2 separate regions of the Homo sapiens genome follow, and region 1 is linked to region 2. Evidence: read pairs that join two places in POLR2A ChIA-PET (ENCODE). Cell type or tissue: PC-9. All regions are shown on one strand.

Evidence for each region. Peaks named below come from ENCODE experiments on the same cell type or tissue, not always from the same donor. Only the 100,000 strongest peaks of a DNase experiment are listed, where the experiment ranks them.
Region 1: POLR2A ChIA-PET joins it to region 2 with 8 read pairs; 5 of 35 experiments call an interaction of 5 or more read pairs at or near these places.

What each region holds. Positions count from the first base shown.
Region 1 is chr10:73,815,111-73,817,610 of GRCh38, reverse strand. It overlaps CAMK2G (calcium/calmodulin dependent protein kinase II gamma), which reads left to right. Exons shown (of 23, transcript NM_001367534.1): 20 at 57-132; 21 at 494-588; 22 at 2,364-2,500. Among named protein-coding and RNA genes, the nearest start is that of NDST2-ZSWIM8-AS1, 4.5 kb to the right of the region's middle. In PC-9, CTCF peaks have their summits at 2,077 and 2,280; a DNase peak (open chromatin) is centred at 1,240; H3K27ac peaks cover 839 bases.
Region 2 is chr10:73,979,600-73,982,099 of GRCh38, reverse strand. No RefSeq gene overlaps it. Among named protein-coding and RNA genes, the nearest start is that of VCL, 17 kb to the left of the region's middle. In PC-9, no CTCF peak of the experiment used is centred here; no DNase peak of the experiment used is centred here.

The DNA of each region.
Region 1 (2,500 bases), 160 kb after region 2:
TCTGTAACTTGGGAGGTTCCCCAGTAGGTAAATTGATGGATTTTTCTCCCCCACAGTGCGAAAACAGGAGATCATTAAGATTACAGAACAGCTGATTGAAGCCATCAACAATGGGGACTTTGAGGCCTACACGTAAGTAGAGACCCATTTTTTTTTGTGACCTAAGTCATCTCCCAAGGCCTTCCCTGCTTCCAGACAACAATTAGGACCCTGGGGAAAGGGAGGTTGGACCTTGGGCAAAGTATCTGAGTTAAGCCCTCTCCTAAACTGGGAGCCCTTCCAGGTAGATTCCCTGAGCTCACCCATGGTATCCTGGCAGTGGGCCGAAAGCACAGGGCTGAGTGGCTCAGCAGGCAGGCCTGGAAGATCTTTGCTGTCTTGTCTGGCATGGCCACAGGTAGCCTGCTGCTACTGGATAGACACCGCTGATAAGGAAGGAAGACAAGTCACTCCATAGAAGCCTGATAGGCTGCTTTTTTTTTTCTCCCTGTAGGAAGATTTGTGATCCAGGCCTCACTTCCTTTGAGCCTGAGGCCCTTGGTAACCTCGTGGAGGGGATGGATTTCCATAAGTTTTACTTTGAGAATCGTGAGTGGGTTCGTGCTGCTGATATACTCCTGCCTGCCCCTTTACCCCTTTGTCTCTGTCTCCTGCTCACCTTCTCATCCCAGTTGCCCACTTTTCCCTTATTTGACCTTCGTGCTGCACTCCTACTCTGTATGCTTGTCCCCTTGTGCCCCGATGGTTGTAGACAGGCACCTTTGAAGGCCCTGCTCCTGAGCTCCAAGTGCCATTCATTCTGCAGCTGCTTTGTGGCAGTGCCAGTCACCACAATCAAGCTCACTTATTTCTTGCCGGGCGCGGTGGCTTACGCCTGTAATCCCAACACTTTGGGAGGCTGAGGCTGGCGGATCACGAGGTCAGGAGATCGAGGCCATCCTGGCTAACACGGTGAAACCCCATCTCTACTAAAAATACAAAAAATTAGCCGGGCGTGGTGGCGGTGCCTGTAGTCCCAGCTACTCGGGTGGCTGAGGCAGGAGAATGATGTGAACCTGGGAGGCAGAGCTTGCAGTGAGCCAAGATCAGGCCACTGCACTCCAGCCTGGGCAACAGAGCAAGACTCCATCTCAAAAAAAAAGAAAAAATTATTTAAGCCTCACCTCTTTCCAAGACGGATTGGAAGGAAACCCTTTGAGATTAGGTTGAGATGATCTCAGCACATAAGAACTAAGCTCTGTGTCTGCAGGTTTCACAATAGAGGAAATTAAAACCAGGATAAGAATGTGCAAACCAGGGCACTGTTGGTGATTTGCGAGATCGGAAGTTGTGGCTAGAATCTTCCTGACTATGGAGGAAGGCAGACGTCTTGTATAGGGGGTGGGGTGTACATTCTGGACAGTTCATGGAAAATAAGGGGATAAGAAGCTGAATCATCACCCCCTCCCATCTTTCTCTCTGCTCTATGAGACCCTCCCCTTCCTTATTTTTATCTCTTCCCACTTTATGCTGGGCCTTCCCTATCCTGCCCTGAGTTATAGTTAGTCACTAACTTCTCCGCTGGCTCCCACCCTTATCACATCTCAGCTACATATATAAACTCTCTGTTATCTAAGTAATTCTATTAGCCAGAAGCAATTCCAGAGTTTATATTAGTACTAGGAAGGTGTCATGTAGCCCCTGTCTAACATTTGAATTGAACTAAAATGTGAATCTCAATAAAAGCAACACAGTTTTCACAGCATATGCTGATAATGGCAATCCAACTTCTTTTGCCTTTTCCCCAGAGAATCCTGGGAATATCCTGAGCTTGGTGCTTTGATGATTCTATTTCAGCTTTGGTGCCTTAAAAAAAATTACAAATCAATTTTGAATGGTTTAAGTTCATGATTTTGTTCTGCAGCCCTAGCTAGGGGTGAGCCAAGCCTTATGAAATCTAAACTCAGCCTAACAGAATAGAAAATCTATAGGCTTTAGTTAAGAGTCACATGGTCCTGAGTTCAGGTGTGTGATTTGAGCAAATTATTCCTTGAGCCTATTTCCTCATCTTATAATGAAGAAAATATTATCCACCAAGAAATACAGCTCGGGCATGTAAAACCCCAGCACAATGCCTGATTAAAAGCGCAGCAGGTACTGTCACTGTTACCCATCTTTCTGTTCCTTTTGGATAAAGGAGACTAATGTAATGTGGCATCCTGGCCTCTGGAGGGCGTTCAGGGGTTCGGGGGTGGGGGGGGGCGGTACTTGGAGATTCTGGGAGTGGTTGCTTGGGAGATGGTAAGACTTGGAAGTGCAGGCTGGGAGGAAAATGCAGGTGCCCAGGCCTGATGTCCTCTTACCTACCCCACCCTGCCCTGCAGTCCTGTCCAAGAACAGCAAGCCTATCCATACCACCATCCTAAACCCACACGTCCACGTGATTGGGGAGGACGCAGCGTGCATCGCCTACATCCGCCTCACCCAGTACATCGACGGGCAGGGTCGGCCTCGCACCAGC
Region 2 (2,500 bases):
AAATACAGGAATCTCTTTTCTCTAACCGCCTCCCCTGCAACATTATCACAGTGAAATGAATATGACCCAGGATTAGCCAATCATAGTATCCTACCTCCTTGGTGACAGTTAACCATTCAAGAATAGACATGTAACCCTAGAAGAGCCAGTCAGAATCCTTCCCAGAAATTAATATACGGGTATTAAGAAAGAACAATTCTCTATTGGAGTTACTAACATTGAAAGATGTGAAATTGGAACTGTTGGAGCCATTTTCCCCAGAAGTCTGGAGTAAGAAAAAAATGAGACCAAATCACTGTGAGAAGCAGGGCACAAAGATTGGGAGAGAGGGTTAGATTTGAACAATTGTTTGAGCTCCTGAGTCCGGTTATACTCAAAGTCAGAGAATACCCTGAACCACTCAAATATAGAAACCAATAAATTCCCTTTGGCTTTAATTAGGTTAAGTTAGGATTCCCCCATCTGCAGTCTAAAGAGCTCTGGTTAATGCATGTTGCTATTTCCCAGTCTTAGCTATGTCCCTCGCCTGAGTATCTAGAACTGGACATGGTGGCAGGTAGCTGTAGTCCCAGCTACTTGGGAGGCTGAGGTGGGAGGATTGCTTGAGCCTAGGAGTTTGAAACTGGCCTGGGCAATATAGTGAGACCCTATCTCTAAAAATAAATAAATAATGAATAAAAATTAGGAGGAGGAGGAAAAGGAAAAAAATTTTAAATTAAATTAAATTTTTAAAAAGAAGAAGAAAAAGAAAACCCAGAGTATACTAGACGGTTTGTACCAGCTTAGGAAGAAGAGAAAGGCATTAAAATCACCCAAGAAAGAGGGCTATTGCTTCCTTTTACCCATCACCAAAACACACCCCCTCTGGCATCAGGTACACATCTAGTATTTGTATTTGGGAACTCATTTTGAGGATAACACAGCACTGTAATTTGGGATATTATGATAAATATGTTACAAAATGTTCTAATTTTCTAAATAACAGTGGACTTTTGATGTGTATCCAAATCTTCACTTCTTAGTAGAGAGGAACTGCTTGTAACTTCTAAATAACAGTTTTTATTCTGCTTTTAAAATCTCAAGGTCCAGTGTCTATCAAAAATAATCCATTGCACATACATGTTCTCATTTAATCCTGAAAACAATTATGTCTTTCATTAATCTCCATTTTCCAAAAGGAAACTGTATTTCAGAGAAATTAGGAAATTTGCCCAAGGTTGCTGCCCTAAGTGTTAGACACAGAAATTAAAACCAGCTCAAAGGAGTTTTTGTTTTCCTTTCAGTATGTGATCTATACAAAATTTGCTTTTTAAAAAAAGGTTTTATTTTTATTTTATTACATCTTCTAAATATATTTATAATTAGAGTGCTTTAGAGCCCCATGATCTAATAATTTTTAATGGGAGTTAATGACAGACCATAATCCACCTAGCAATATTCCTAAAATGTGATTTATTCTTCCAAGCAAGGGGGACCTTTGCATTACACTATGTGTGCTCAGGAATGATTGCTCCAAAAATTAGAGTGGATTTATAAATAAAGTGACCCTGGAGCATGGTATTTTATGGAATGACAGAGAATCTTGGAAAGTGGGCGAGAAATAATTAGTGTTGACTGTAGTCTTGTTGTGAAGCAAGTATTTTACCTGGGCAACCAAAATGCCTGGCTTTAGCCTAGTACCGCAAATTTCAGTCATATTTCCATTAATATTAAAACAATGACTCACTACTCATTCCTCTAATTGCCAGAAGTCACCTCTCAGTGTGACCTGCTGGGAGAAGCTATCTATTGAGGTGTCAGGAATAGATCTGTAAGACTCTACCACTCTGGCCTCCTCTCCCTGTGGACTCTCTCATGAGGATGAGATGACCACTGCAGGAGACCCCACTGTTTCCCACTGGTTCTCTCCATGGTTACCCACACTCTAGTGTCAGGAAATGGGGTGTTTCTCTCCCCATAGCTACTCTATCCCACATGTGGCCGTCTTAGAAATCAGATGACTTTAAACAAAAAGCCATGTACTGCACAGAGAGAAGAGTATCTTGCACCATTCAAGGAGTTGCAGCCCAGCCTCATAAGAGTCAGAACAAAAAGAATAAGGAAGTGGTCAAGTGCTAAGGAAAATATCTTCTATTTCGGCATCTTCTGCTGGGGCCTCTTGCTCTCATGGGCACTTGCTTCATTCCCTGTCTCTAGAGTCCAGCTGTCTTTATTTTTTCATCCACAGCATGAAAAATGACTATCTCGGTCTGTCTTGGTTCCCTCCCCATTTTCTCTCACAGGCATATTCCCTAATACATTCCTTGCACATTTAATGCCATCTTGATTCTGTCTTTTAAGAGGACTCAGACTAACACATCCAGCATCAATACATTCTGGATTATTTAGTTTAAAAAAAAAAATACCACGCGAAGGGAATAGCCCAGAGCAGTCACTGAGTACAGCCTCCCTCCACCATGAAGTAAAATTCATGCCTGTGGCCCCTCCTACAGTCCTCAGG